Regions from separate parts of the Homo sapiens genome. Here region 2 is linked to region 1. Evidence: read pairs that join two places in POLR2A ChIA-PET (ENCODE). Cell type or tissue: OCI-LY7. All regions are shown on one strand. Each heading gives the region's core, and the rest is flanking DNA. Links, peaks and the distances in the headings are about the cores only. Region 1 has its middle 34 kb from the start of ANKRD62. Region 2 has its middle 7.9 kb from the start of IMPA2.

The links. Peaks named below come from ENCODE experiments on the same cell type or tissue, not always from the same donor. Only the 100,000 strongest peaks of a DNase experiment are listed, where the experiment ranks them.
Region 2: POLR2A ChIA-PET joins it to region 1 with 6 read pairs; 5 of 35 experiments call an interaction of 5 or more read pairs at or near these places.

The regions. Positions count from the first base shown.
Region 1 is chr18:12,055,899-12,063,557 of GRCh38, reverse strand. It overlaps the pseudogene LOC107985122. Among named protein-coding and RNA genes, the nearest start is that of ANKRD62, 34 kb to the left of the region's middle. RefSeq lists enhancers at 2,403-2,942, 3,485-4,024, 4,025-4,566. In OCI-LY7, for the core only: CTCF peaks have their summits at 2,996 and 3,197; DNase peaks (open chromatin) are centred at 2,927, 3,247 and 3,577; H3K4me3 peaks cover 2,034 bases; H3K27ac peaks cover 707 bases.
Region 2 is chr18:11,969,732-11,977,390 of GRCh38, reverse strand. No RefSeq gene overlaps it. Among named protein-coding and RNA genes, the nearest start is that of IMPA2, 7.9 kb to the left of the region's middle. In OCI-LY7, for the core only: no CTCF peak of the experiment used is centred there; no DNase peak of the experiment used is centred there.

The DNA of each region.
Region 1 (7,659 bases), core at 2,136-4,635:
CAGCCCCCTACCTTCCCTAGGGTATTCCGGGAGCATCCAGCCCCACTGGTCCTGGAGGGATCCTGGTGTCTCCGTGAGCACCGCCCTCTGTTCCTCCAATAAATCCCGAGTCCTACTGTTTTCTCCCATGACCTCCAGCATAACACGCTGAGACCTCAGGGTCCCCATTTGTCCTCACACCTCCAATGCTTCCTCCCCATACTTCCTGGGCTCCAAAGTCCCCAAATACTCCAATGCCTGCCCCTGCTGTGGTAACCCAAGGCTCCTGTGGACTCAGGACCTGGCCTCTGCACTCCTCCGAGTCCCGTCCTTCCCCTGCAGTGACCGTTCCTCATCTCACAGGGACCTTTGGGCCCAAGAAAAGCCAAAGGAGCCACAGTGGGTGACCCCATGAGCTCTGACCTTTGCCCCCTCCCACTGGGCTTGAAACTGTCTCTCCAGGGCAAAGAGACCCCCCAGGGAGACCCTGATCCCCAGCCAGGAAGCTGACTGAACGCTTCTGTGACCTTGATCCCATGTGTGACCTCTTGACCTCTCTATGACCTCATTTACTCCTTTGTCAGGGCCCAGCTGGACCCAAGGGACAAAAGGATGTCCAGGGCCCTTCAGGACACACAGTGAGTTAGGAGTCAGGGCTCCCAGGACACCCAGTGAGTGAGGAGTCAGGACACATTAACAGGATCATGAAAGCATAGCTACTCAAGTAACTAAATAATTATGCAACTAATTTTTTCCTCATCACTAAAACATAGTTATGGACAGATTATTTTTAAAATACAACACACTAACAAGTAGTTTATCCTTAAAACTCAGTTATGGTTTGTTGTTTGTTAAGGCCATTGCTTGGGAAAAAGAAAACAGGAGAAGGAACAAGATGATGATACCGAGAAGAAAACACAGACTGGAAGGAAGGAAAAAGAACAGGGGAGGGAATTAGAAGGCCTATTATGACACCTTTTTCCACTCCCTGATTCGTGAAATTTGAATAAGTCCAATATCAACAACAAAAAAAAAAGCAAAAAGATATACAAGTAGTCACATCCTAAATTTTGTTAATAGTGAGATAATACCGAGGGGGGCGGATCACCTGAGGTCAGGAGTTTGAGACCAGCCTGACCAACATGGCGAAACCCCGTCTCTATTAAAAATACAAAAATTAGTGCCCATAGTCCCAGCTACTCTACTTGGGGGGGGGGGCTGAGGCAGGAGAATAGTTTGAACCTGGGAGGCGGAGGTTGCAGTGAGCTGAGATCACACCACTGCACTCCAGCCTAGGTGACAGAGTGAGACTCCATCTCAGAAAAAAAAAAAAAAAGAGTGAGATAATATGCTGACACTCACACCTGGCTCATGCAGAGGAGGGCTCCCTCCAGAGACTGCAGGAGAAGGGGGAGGACTCTTCCTTGCCCTGGCTGTTCCTCCCTCGCTTCCACTGAGGCACCCGAAGCTTCCTACCCACCCAAGTCCTGGCCGGGCAGGCCCTGCAGTGCTCTTACTGCCCCTTCCCGGCCCCTAGACTTGCTGCTGCTGTCCCCACCAGCACTAATGTCAGTACAACCATCGCTACTGTTGTCCTCAATGCACTGGCCCGAGCTACAAAGCTCCTACCACCTGGCCACCGCCGCAGCCCCAACCCTGCCACGGCTGCAGCCAGCAGTCCTCCTACCACTCTGGCGCACTGCAGTCTCCGTAGCCACCACCAACCATTGCGAGGTGAGCAGCAGCCCCAGGCCATCAGAACCACAGCGGGTATGGAGGCCCTGCCATGTTCAGGATTCCCATGGAAACGCTATGCACTCCCTGTGCTCGAGCAGGAGCAGGAGGAGGTCACCCTCGAGAGTCTGGAGTCCGGGGAGAGGAGGAAGGCTCCTTCCTTGGAGGCCACTGCTGTTGCTGCAACCTCTGCCACCACCAGCAGGGCAGCCCCTGATAGTACCCCTAACCCGCCACCCCACTGTTGGCCCCAGGATAGCACCCCTGACACCCGGCCTTCACCACTGCAGTTTAGCACCCAACAGTGCCTCCAACCCATCCCCGCCTCGGACGTTGCAGCACCAGATAACTCCCCCAACCTGCCCCCTCCCATGGGCCATGCAGCCACGGATAGGACCCCCAGACAACACCACCCCCCACCGCTGCAGGTAGTGACGCCCCTGCTCCCCGCCATGAACAGTGCAGCCACAGATCCTTAAGGCCCCCAACCCACTCCCTGCGATAGGCAGTGCAGCCCCAGATAGTGGATGGCACCACCAACCATCCCCCAGCCACGGGGAATGACGCCCTGGATAGCACACCCAACCCGCACCCCACCACAGGCAACGTAGCCCCTGATAGCGCCCCTATCCCATATGCCGCTGCCGGCAGTGTAGTCCCCAACTGCCGGCAGTGTAGTCCCCAACTGCGCACCAAATTCAACCCCCACCACAGGCAGTGCAACGCTGATAGTGCCCCTAATTCACCCCCACTGACTGCAGTGCAGTCCCCCTCCAGTGCCCACAACCCACCTCACCACCCCGCCTGCCACTGGCAGGATACCCCCAAACTACCCCTTGCCATGGGCAGTGAATCGCCCAATAGTGCAGCCAACCCACCCTCTATCATGGGCAGTCTGGCCCTGATAGCGCTGGAAAACCCCCCACCAAGCACCTCCCTGCACCCCCCAACCTCTCCATCCCCACCCCCGCCACCAGCCATGTAGCATGCGATACTGCCCCTAACCTATGCCCTGCCATTGGCCTTGCAGCCCCAGATAGCGCCCCCAATAAGCCCCCCACCATGGACAGTGCAGCCCCAGATAGCATCCCCACCCCGCTGTGGGCAAAGAAGCCGGATCAGTCAGAGCCCCGACCGACCAGTCCCCACACCCCTACACCGCTGCCAGTGTAACCACAATAGTGGCCCCAACCTGCTCCCTGTTGCAGGAAGTGTAGCACCCATAGTGCCCCCAACCAGCTCTACTGCTGCCGGCAATACAGCCCAGGATAGTGCTGACAACCACCCCCCCACCGCCCCCCGCAGTGGGCAGTGCAGCCCCAGATAGCACACCTAAAGTAGTGACGCCCAGGATAACACCCTAATACACCTAAAGTGGTGCTGCCTGGAATAACACCCCAACCAGATCCCGGCCGTGGGCAGTGTAGCCCCGGATAGTGCACTTACCCCATTGCCTTTCTATACTCTGGCCGGCTGCAGTGTGCATTGCTGCCACCAACCCCAGCTAGGCGAGCCAGTGAGGTGAGTCAGTGAGGCCACCCGCAGTCCCGTAGGCTCTAGCCTCCAGCCTGCAGTAGGTGCCTCCTTCCTCTCTTCCTTTAGCCAGGCATGGAAGTAGCTCTCGCTGCCAGCTGCCTCCTACCACTCCATACGCTCTGCAATCTCCATCACCGTCACACACCATGCAGATGCAAGCCCTGGTGCCACAGGCTCCAGCCTCCAGAGTGTGGCAGGGGAGTCCACTTCCACCTTCTCTAAGCTGCAAACTGAGTGGCTGGACAGGTTGACAAAGAACAGCCTGCTACGGCGGGACTCCCCCTTAGCATGCATTATATACTGAGGTTATGCAAGTGAGGTTCCTGGATTGGATGAGAGAAAACTGCTAGACCTATTCTAATTGAACTTTATTTTCATGTTCTGATTGGATGAGAGCAAGTCTTAGAATAACCAATCAGAACGAGAAGATAAAGTCCAATCAGAGTTGGCCTAGCTGTTTTCCTTTCATTACAATCAGAACATGTAGTTTATAAACTTGGTATATAAAGCATGTTAAGGGGTCACGCCATAGCTGCTGCATTCCCAGCTTGGAGTAGGAGATGCCCTCTGCTGCATGCTGGAGGCTGGAGCTTGCGGGACTATGGCTGGCCTCGCTGGCTTGCCTTGCTGGCTCGCCTTGCTGCGGTTGGTGACAGGGACAGACACTGCAGTCTGCCAGAACAGAGAAAGGCAAAGGGGTAGGTGCGCTATCCAGGGCCGCACTGCCCGCAGCCTGGGGTGGGTTGGGGCCCTATCTCAGGCATCACTGCCTGCCTTGGGTGGCTGGTTGGGTGCGCTATCTGGGGCTGTGCTGCCTGCACCAGGGGGTGGGTTGGGGGCCCTATCCAGGGTTGCACTGCCCTTTGCAGGGAGCAGGTTGGGGGTGCTATCCCAGACTGTATTGCCGGCAGCAGTGAGGTGGGTTAAGGGTACTATCCAGGGCTGCACTGCCCGCGGGGGCAGGTGGGGGGTTTTGGGTTGAGCGGGCTATGGGGTGCTGCAATGCCCACGGTGCAGGGAAGGGGAAGGTTTGGGTGTGCTTTAGCTACGATTTTGCATTAGCTAGGATTTCCAGTACTATGTTAAATAACAGTGGTGACAGTGGGCATCCTTATCATGTTCCAGATCTTAGAGGAAAGGCTTTCCATATATCCCCATTCCATGTGATTCTAGCTGTGGGTCTCTCTCATGTGGTTTTTATTATAGTGAGGTATGTTTCTTCTGTACCTGGTTTTTTGATGATTTATAGCATGAAGCAATGTTGAATTTTATCAAATGCTTTTTCAGTTTCAATTGACATGATCATATGGTTTTTGTCCTTTATTTGGTTGATATGGTGTATCACACTGATTGTGTGTTGAATGACCCTTGCATCCCAGGGATACATCCCACTTAATCATGATGAATTATCTTTTTAATGTATTGCTGAATTTGATTTGCTGGTATTTTGTTGAGGATTTTTGTGTCAATATTAGAGATACTGGCCTGTAGTTTCCTTTTTTCATGTCTTTGTCTGATTTTGGTATCGGGGTAATAATGGCCTCATAGAGTAAGTTTGGAAGTATTCTGTCCTGTTTTTTAAAGTAGTGTGAGTAGGATTGGTACTAGGTCTGTGAATGTGTGGTGTGAAGCCATCAGCAGTGAAGCCATCGGTTCCTGGGTTTTTCTTTACTGGGAGACTTTTCCTGATGGCTTCAATCTGATTACTTGTTACCACCGATCTGTTCAGGTCTTGGATGTTTTCATGGTTCAACCTAGGTAGATTGCATGAATCTAGGAATTTGTCAATTTCTACTAGGCTTTCCAATTTATTGGCCTATGAAATAGCCAGTTATGATCCTTTGAATTTCTGAAGTATCAGTTGTAATGTCTCCTTTTTTTGTCTCTTGATTTTATTTATTTGAATCTTCTCTCTTTTTTCTTAGTTAGCCTGACTAAAAGTTTGTCAATTTTGTTTAACTTTCCAGAAAACCAACTTTTTGTTTAATCTTGTGTATTTTTTTCATTTCAATTTTATTCCTGCTACAATCTTTATTATTTATGTTGGGTTTAGTTTGTTCTTACTTTACTAGTTATTTAAGATGTATTGTTTATGTGAAGTTTTTCTTCTGTTTGGATGGTAGGCACTTACAGCTAAAAATTTCTGCCTTTCTACTGCTTTCTGTGTATCATAAGTTTTGGTATATTATGTTTTCATTACCATTTGTTTCAAGAAATTTTTCAATTGCCATCTTAGTATCTTCTTCAATGACCCACTAGTCATTCATTCAGGAGTGTATTGTTTAACTTCCATGTGATTGTATGGTTTCCAAAATTACTCTTCTTATTGATATCTAGTTTTATTCCCTTGTAGTCAAAGAAGATGGCCACAGAGACCGCAGTATGGTTAGAGTGGTAGGAGGCAGCCATCAGCAAGAGCTCCTCCTTGGCTAGCTGCTGGAGGCTAGAGCCTGCGGCCCAGCGGCTCGCCTCACTGTGGTTGGTGGTGGTAAGCGCAGCGCCCCTTGCAGAGTTTATCAGATCCCCCATTGACGAAGGCTGCAAGGCAAAGACCCCCGCTGGGCCACCATGCCTGACCTGAAGATGCAGGAGGTGAAGAAGATCTGCTATGAGTTGGCCCTGGCTTACTTCCACCACGGGCAGGCTGAGATTGAGGCCCTGGCCACCCTCAAGGTGTGGGAGTTGTGTCACACCTATGGCAAGCCAGAGGGCCCCAGAGATGCCTGGAGGGCTGTGGCCCGGGATTTCTGGGACACCGTGGGCGAGGAGGAAGGAGGTGGAGCTGGCAGTGGTGGTGGCAGCGAGGAGGGAACCCGAGGGGTGGAGGTGGAGGACCTCCAGGCCCACATCTGCAAGCTCATGGGGATTCTGCAGCAGGTGAAGCTGCAGAACAGCAGCAAGGACTGGGAGCTGCAGGCGCTGCAGGACCGCATGGTCTGCATGGAGAGGATCATCCCCCTGGCCCAGGATCATGAGGATGAGAATGAAGAAGGTGGTGAGTTCCACTGGGCCCCACCTGAAGGATGAGAGGAGGCAGCCCCCAGTGACCACATGCCCTCAGCCTGGTCCCCCTCACCACCACTGTCAAGCTGGGAGTGGGTGTCGCGGCTCATAGAGGAGGACCCTGCCTTCCATCGAGGTCACCTTTGCTGGCTTAAGCAGGAGCAGCTACAGCTGCAGGGACTGCAGCGCTGTGAGGGCTGGAGCGGGGGTGCTGCACAGGCCCCCAACCCGCTTTGTAACCCCTCACGATGCAAGCTGCGCTTCCCCTTCAAGAGCAATGCCCAGCACTGGAGTCCTGGCCAGGGATGGGGAGCGGGGAGGCTCCAGCTCCACCCCTTCCCCCTGAGGAGGTCACTCCCCCTCCAGCCACCCCTGCCCGCAGGCCTCCAAGTCCCCGAAGGTCCCACCATCTCCGCAGGAACTCCCTGGAGGAAGGGGGCCAATCCTGGGGAGCGGGTTCTGCACAGCCTGAACCCCAGCACTTCTAGGCCAAAAAGCACAACTTACATTCAGCAGCCCCAACTGTACCCAGCCCAGCGGCCCCCAAGACCCCGCTACTCCCCATACACTACTCCCCCACAAATGAGATGGCAGCGCTCTGCCCCTGACCTCAAGGAGAGTGGGGCGGCTGTGTGAGTCCCACATCCTGGGCAGAGGGCCTGGTGGAGTCCCTTGCTAGGAGAAGGGAAGACACCTGAGATGCTGCTTCCCCCAGAAGCACTGGGGCAGGGAGGCTCAGGAGATGAGAGAGAAGGTCCGAGCAGGTGATAGAAGACATGGGGGAGACCGAGGCGGAGGCTGAGGAAGAGGGCGCGGAGTTGCCAGGAGCAAACCAAAGTGAAGGGAGAGGTAGGAAGCTGCCTCGGGGCCACCCCTTGCAAGGGAGCGGGTCCCACAAATGCTGCTATGGGTGAGGTGGGGGCTAGGGTGCTGCATAGCCAGTGTTTGAGTTTCTTTTCAAGTAGGGGAAAGGGTAAGAGGACTGAGAGTGAGACAAGCTCTCCCCAGCCTCTGTCCGTCTGGCTGTCTGTGGTGGTTTCTGTTTCTAAGGAGGCATGGTGGGATCATAAGTCATTCCCCTCCCCTTCCAGGCCTCCTGCTATATTTGGGGACCTGACTGGTTTGGCTGGAGTCCCAAGAGGATGTGGGCCCTTTAATAAAGGATAGCAAACGGGGAAAAAATATAACTTATTCTTCCATTTTCCTCTTGACAGGCATTTTATAAATTTTAATTTTATGTCTAGTAGTTTCTTCATTTACCATTTTATATTTTTGTAGTGTTCACTCTGGTTATTACAGTATTCATTTTCAACTTTTTTTCTCTACCTTAAACTAGGATGTAGGAAACAGGACTTTTCTACATCACAGGCAGTGTAAGACTCTCAAAACAGTTTAACTTTGTTTACC
Region 2 (7,659 bases), core at 3,110-5,609, 87 kb after region 1:
TCATCAGTAATAAGAGAACAGCTGGCCACCATCTGCTGCCTAAGAAAAAAGACATATATTTATTATATCCTTAGGAAGACTCCTAAATTACCCAGCTAATTTTCATTTTTTTTTTGGAAGAGATGGGGTGTCATCCTTGTTACTCAGGCTGGTCTCGAACTCCTGGGCTCAAAAGATCCCCACCCCCTCCCCACCCCGCCTTGGCCTCCGAGAGTGCTAGGATTACAGAAGTCAGCCACCACACCCGGCAGAAATCAGCTTTTTCTAATGAATAATGCGTATCACTCATGCGTCAATGATGACTCTCTGTGGAGATGTAAAATATTCTTCCCCAGCTGGCCTCCACCACAGTCTGCACACTGTCTCCTTCAGAGGCCCTGGAAGCCACATGAACTTTCCTTAAGCCCCTAGCGTACTGCACTCTGCCTTGAAAAACTGTATCTTAACTACCCCTCCCCACCCCCCACCCTAGGGCACAGTCCTTCTGGTGAGGCTCTGGTCACCAGAAGGCCACATGCACAGTGCCTGGGTCAGGGCCCAAGAAGCCAGGGCAGTGGCAGTGAGAAGGTGAAAGGACAGTCAGGACAGACTTTATGTCCTTATTAATCTGGGAGTTCCCTCCCCTCATGTTCTTTATGGAAGAAAGCAGAGTCTAAATAAACAAAATGTCAGGTAGTGTTCTTTTCTTCCATCCACTTCTCCAGCTTCCCCAGGTTACCTTGAAATCTGATCTTATCTCGGCCGGTGAGGTGGCTCATGCCTGTTATCCCAGCACTTTGGGAGACTGAGCCTTGTGGATCACGAGGTCAGCAGTTCGAGACCAGCCTGGCCAACATGGTGAAATCCTGTGTCTATAAAAATGCAAAACTTAGCCAGGCATGGTGGCAGGCGCCTGTAACCCCAGGTACTCCAGAGGCTGAGTCAGGAGCATCGCTTGAACCCGGGAGGCGGAGGTTGCAGTGAACTGAGACTGTGCCATTGTACTCCAGCCTGGGCAACAGAGCAAGACTCCGTCTCAAAAAAAAAAAAAAGTCTAATCTTATTCTCCAGGGCCAAGACATGCTGACTTGGACATTTGAGGAGCTTTTTTGTTTTAGCTCATCTAAATCCCTAGAAGTTGGTTGAGAATAATGTCTGACCATCCTTAAACCGAAGTGTGGAATATTGACATTAGAAGCTGAATTGTACCACCCCACTCCCTGCTCCCAAATTTATATACTGAATTTTGAATCTCAGAATGTGCCTATATTTGGAGATAGAGCCTTTAAAGAGGTAGTTAAGTTAAATTGGGTTCATCAGGGTTGGCCCTAATCTGACTGGTGTTCTTATGAAAAGAGGGAATTTGGACACAGAAAAACACACCAGGAGTGCATGCACACAGTGGGAAGGCCACGTGAGGACCAGTGAGAAGGTGGCCATTGCAAGCCAAGGAGAAAGGCCTCAGAAGACACCAACCCTGCTGACTAATCATTTTTTTTTAATTTTAGATGCAAAGGGTACATGTGCAGGTTTGTTAAAAGGGTATACTGTGTGATGCTGATGTTTGGGCTTCTAATGATCCTGTAACGCAAGCAGCAAACATAATACCTAATAGGTAGTTTTTCAACACTTGACCCCCTCCACCCTCCTTCCTTTTGGAATCCCCAGTGTCTGTTGTTCCTATCTTTGTGTCCGTGAGTACCCAATATTTAGCTCCCACTTATAAGTGAGAACATGCAGCATTTGTTTTTCTGTTCCTGCGTTAATTTACTTAGGATAATGGCCTCCAGCTGCATCCATGTTGCTGCAAAGGACATGATTTCCTTCTTTTTATGGCTGTTTAGTATTCCATGGTATATATGTACCACATTTTCTTTTCCTTTTTTTTTTTTTTTTTTTTGAGACAAGGTCTCCTGCGTCACCCAGGCTAGAGTGCTGCAGCAAGACGATGGCTCAATGAAGCCTCAACCTACCACCTCCCAGATTCAAGTGGTCCTCCTGCCTCAGCTTCCCAAGTGGCTGAGACTACATGTCATCACACCTGGCTAATTTTTTTCATTTTTTTCTAGAGACAAGGTCTTGCTATGTTGCCCAGGCTGGTTTTGAACTCCTGGGCTCAAGTAATCCTCCTGCCTTGGCCTTCCAAAGTGCTGGGAGACATGAGCTACCACGCCTGTGAACCACCCTGCCTGGCCTCCCACATTATCTTTATCCAGCCTGCTGACACCTTGATGTTGGACTTTCAGCCTCCAGAATTGCAAGAAAGTGCATTTCTGTTTTTAAGCTGCTTAGTCTGTGGTGTTTTGTTACACAGCCACAGCAAACTGATACAGCTGGACCCAAGGAGATTTGTCTTGGGCATCAGCACATTAGGGGTTACGAGGCACTCTTCTCAGCCTAGAGGCCTTGAAGAAGGCAGCAAGGAGTGCAGAGCACTCTAGGAACCGAAAATCAGTGCCAACCCTCCTACTCCCCAACCCAGCCAAACTGCTCAGAGTCACTTATGCAATAACTGGAGTCAGCCAGCGCCACAACTTTTCACTAAACTAAGTCAGATAGATGATTACAAGAAATGCTCTGCATTTAAATATCCCCCAACACTGTGCACAGCCCCATAACCACGAACAATTCTGGGAGTCTTTGCTAAGCAATAGATATAAAAAAAAATCTGCAGGGTTATTTCTACTTATTTATTTCCACTATATAACCAGAGATGCCCTTTATTCTACTCTGGAAAATCCTCCCAAGTCATTATTTTCCACTGAGGAAGGGGTTAATGTGCTGGTCATTCCTCCTCCTTCTGAGTGTAACACAGTACCAGATACTCCCTGAGAATTCACATGGTATACTCTGGCTTTCAAAACTTTGCAAACTTTTTTGGGATTCACATTTCTTCTTTGCTCTGCACTTCAGCCACTCCTTATGGGGATTCTATGCCTGTGGATCCCACATTCATAGATCCTGGAGACTACGAAATTGTACTTCAACAATTGGTGATACCTTCCATCTGTTAAAAACCCTATCCTGCAAGGCCTTGGTCCTAAAAGAGAATTTCCAGTATTTTTCTTTCTTTTTTTTTTTTTTTGAGATGGAGTCTTGCTCTGTCGCTCAGGCTGGAGTGCAGTGGCTTGATCTCGGCTCACTGCAAGCTCTGCCTTCTGGGTTCACGCCACTCTCCTGCCTCAGCCTCCCGAGTAGCTGGGACTACAGGCGCCCGCCACCGTGCCCCGCTAATTTTTTATTTTTTGTATTTTCAGTAGAGACAGGGTTTCACCGTGGTCTCGATCTCCTGACCTCGTGATCCGCCTGCCTCGGCCTCCCAAAGTGCTGGGATTACAAGCATGAGCCACCGCGCCCAGCCTTTTTTTTTTTTTTTTTTTTTGAGACGGAGTCTTGCTGTGTCACCAGGCTGGAGTGCAGTGGCATGATCTCGGCTCACTACAACCTCCACCTCCCAGGTTCAAGCGATTCTCCTGCCTCAGCCTCCTGAGTAGCTGAGACTACAGGTGTGCGTCACCACACCCAGCTAATCTTTTGTATGTTTAGTAGAGGTGGGGTTTCACCATGTTGGCCAGGTTGGTCTTGATCTCTTGACCTCCTGATTGGCCACCTCAGCCTCCCAAAGTGCTGGGATTACAGGTGTGAGCCACCATGCCTAGCCGAATTTCCAGTATCTCTAATCCCATGCACCTGAAATTCTCCACAACACTTGAGTTGAAATTAACGATGCTAGCCTAGCAGATGGTATTTTGTAATCCACACTCAGTTGTACAACCTGTAACTGTCTTCATTTACCCACAACCAAACTTCCTTTTCTCAGCTCCCTTCCTGCCTGATAGCAGAAAACTCAACCTACTTACTTCCAGACAACTCAAGATGTGTTAGTGATTTTTTAGACATTTCAGGTTTAAAATTCACTCAATGCAGGCCTGCAAGATGGTTTACGCCTGTGATCCCAGCACTTTGGGAGGCTGAGGTGGGTGGATCGCTTGAGGCCAGGAGTTCGAAACCAGTCTGGCAAACACAGTGAAACCTCATCTCTACTAAAAATACAAAAATTAGGTCAGGCACAGTGGTTCACGCCTGTAATCCCAGCACTTTGGGAGGCCGAGGTGGGAGGATCACCTGAGGTCAAGAGTTCAAGACCAGCTTGACCAACATGGTGAAACCCCATCTCTACTAAAAATACAAAATTAGCCGGGTGTGGTGGCACATGCCTGTAATCCCGGGTATTTTTGTGGCTAAGGCAGGAGAATTGCTTGAACCTGGGAGGCGGAGGTGCAGTGAGCTGAGATCACGCCATTGCACTCCAGCCTGAGCAACAAAAGGGAAACTCCGTCTACAAAAAAAAAAAAAAAAAAAAGATTAGCCGGGCACGCCTGTAATCGCAGCTACTCTGGAGGCTGAGGTATGAGAATCACTTGAAACCGGGAGGTGGAGGTTGCATGAGCAGAGATAGAGCCAATGCACTCTGCACTCCAGCCTGGGCGACAGGGCGAGACTCTGCCTCAACAAATAAAATAAAATGCAGTCAATTCCTCTTTTTCCTCGCAGGTCCCTGCACCTCAGTCCCTGCTGTGTCCTGCCCCTGCGGATGCTGAGACTGGACGTTCCTGTTTTGGCCCAGTTCTGCTGGCCTCTCCTGAGTGGCCCCTGACACACTGGTCCGCGATCGTGCTAGTCTCTTCTGTCCAGGGGGCCCCTGGGCTTGCCACACTCCCTGGGGCGCCGCAGCCGTAGGTCCGGGGAGGCTGCGCACCGCTGGGCCTGGACATTCTCTCTTCGGCTGCCGCGCCACTCCCCCGATGCAGGTGTCCTGAGGAAGGAAACCAGGAGCTTGCCTGTACCCAAGACCCGCAGGAATGCGGCCCGGGCCCTAAACGTTTCCAGGAAAAGTCACCTTCTGGCACAACCCTCACCCTCACCTTTGCCTCTGCAGGAGGGGAGTGCGCGTGGGCCTGGATGTTCACCTGGACTGGGATCTAGTTCTCCCGCCTGCTTTGCCGCGCTCTAGCCTCGTCCCTCCAGCCCCTCTGCACTTCCGTCTACGGGGCGGAGGAGAGACACAGGCTGTGCTGCAGCGTGTCTATTTTTTTTCTATACTTTTAAGTTCGCGGCAAAATTAAGGGGAAAGTACATATACCCCCTGCCGTATCCGTATTATTTCTTTTTCTTTTTTTTTTTTTTTTTTTTTTTTTTTGAGACGGAGTCTCGCTCTGTCGCCCAGGCTGGAGTGCAGTGGCGCGATCTCGGCTCACTGCAAGCTCCGCCTCCCGGATTCACGCCATTCTCCTGCCTCAGCCTCCCAAGTAGCTGGGACTACAGGCGCCCGCCACTACGCCCGGCTAATTTTTTGTATTTTTAGTAGAGACGGGGTTTCACCGTTTTAGCCGGGATGGTCTCGATCTCCTGACCTTGTGATCCGCCCGCCTCGGCCTCCCAAAGTGCTGGGATTACAGGCGTGAGCCACCGCGCCTGGCCTTATTTCTTTTTCAATTGCATTATTTCGTTTGTCAGCATTAACCCAAGGAGAAATGCTTTGTTCCCAGTTCTTAAGAAAAATGCCAACCCCACTCCCACTTTCAGGGTAATTTACGCCTCAAATCTCACTGCCTGCATGAGGAAGGTTCCTGGGATTGAATATAAATGGAGGTGGAAATATACTGACAAATTCTCCTGCCTGCCTGTTTTGTTTTGTTTGTTTTGTTTTGGTTGATTTTGGGTTTTTGGAGACAGAGTCGCCATATGTTTCCCAGGCTGGTCTTGAACTGCTAGGCTCAAAGGATCCTCTTACCTCAGCCTCCACAGTATTTGGGATCACAGGAATGCACCACAGTCCCCGGCTCTGCCCGCTCGTATTTTAAAACTGGATTCTTTGTCCTGGCACGGTGGCTCATACCTGTAATCCCAGCACTTTGGGAGGCCGAGGCTGGCAGATCACTTGAGGTCAGGAGTTCGAGATCAGCCTGGCCAACACGGTGAAACCCCGTCTCTATTAAACATCAAAAAGTAGGCCGGGCACGGTGGGTCACACCTGTAATCCCAGTACTTTGGGAGGCCGAGGCAGGTGGATCAGTTTAGATCAGGAGTTCGAGACTAGCCTGGCCAACATGGCAAAACCCCCATCTCTACTAAAAATACAAAAATTAGCCGGGCATGGTGGCGGGCGCCTGTAGTCCCAGCTACTCAGGAGGCTGAGGCAGGAGAATCGCTTGAACCCGGGAGGCGAAGGCTACAGTGAGCCGAGATTGCGCCACTGCACCCCAGCCTGGGAGACAGAGCAAGACTCCACTTCAAAAAAAGAAAAAAATAATATTAATACAAAAAGTAGCCAAACATGACGGCATGTGCCTGTAATCCCAGCTATTCAGGAGGCTGAGGCAGGAGAATCGCTTGAACCCAGGAGACAGAGTTTGCAGTGAGCAGAGAGATTGCACCATTGCACGCCATCCTGGGTGGCTCTGTCTCAAAATAAAAAAATCTTTTAAAATGACTGTTTTCAGGCAAATATTTACCTGCTTTTTTTTTGTTTAATCAAAAGCTTATGTTCCATTTGCAAAGGTTTTTGTTGTTGTTGTTGTTTTCAGACCTAAAAAGGTTTGTTATGTTATTGCGTCCAGTTTTGGTATGTTTTACTACAGATAAAAAAGGAGAAAATTGCCCCTGGGACAAATGTGTATGATGATGCATACAAAAATGCTACGAAGTTACTAGATAACATTTGAGAAGAAAACACAGTGAGACTGTGCTGCATTTGATCCACTTATCAACACGCTTGACATTATGAAGTGAGTGGAACAAAGACCAACATGACTCAAGGAGATTTATCTCAAAACTTTGTGTCTTCATTACACAAACACCCTTTTTTGGAAGTGTTAATGCCTGCACTTTCTTTTCCAGGTCATTTTGGCAACTGCAGAAAGGGGGCAGTTAATGCGCTCAGCCCTCCCAGGCTTCCTTCACCATTTTTAATTTATCCTTCTTTGTTTAGAATACTTCTTCTTGGCTGGGCATCGTGGCTCATGCCTGTAATCTCAGCACTTTGGGAGGCCGAGGCAGGAGCGTTGCTTGAACCCAGGAGTTTGAGAACAGCTAGGGCAACAAACTGAGACCCTGTCTCTACAAAAATTCAAAAATATTAGCCGGGCATGGTACACGCCTGTAGTCCCAGTTACACTGGAGGCTGAGGCAGGAGGATTGCTTGAGCCCAGGAGGTTGAGGCTGCAGTGAGTTGTGATCACACCACTGCACTCCAGCCTGGGCAACAGAGTGAGACCCTGTCTCAAAAAATTAAATAAATAAATTAAATAAATAAATAAATAAATAAATAAAATGGAATTCATGGCAGCTATCAAAAACACTCATATTTTCATCAAGGCAACATAACTTTTAAAAATCTGATCTGAACTTAAAAATAGAAAATGCTGTGTGTGTGTGTCTGTGTGGAGGACAGGAGAGAGAGAGCAGAAATTTGCCACATATCTTTCAGAAATATATAGCTGATTGAAGAAAGCTGGTGAATACAGAATCTCATTACGAATTTCCGTTGCTGTGAGGCCGGGCGTGGTGGCTCACACCTGTAATCCCAGCACTTTGGGAGGCCGAGGTGGGCGGATCACCTGAGGTTGGGAGTTCAAGACCAGCCTGACCAATATGGAGAAACCCCGTCTCTACTAAAAA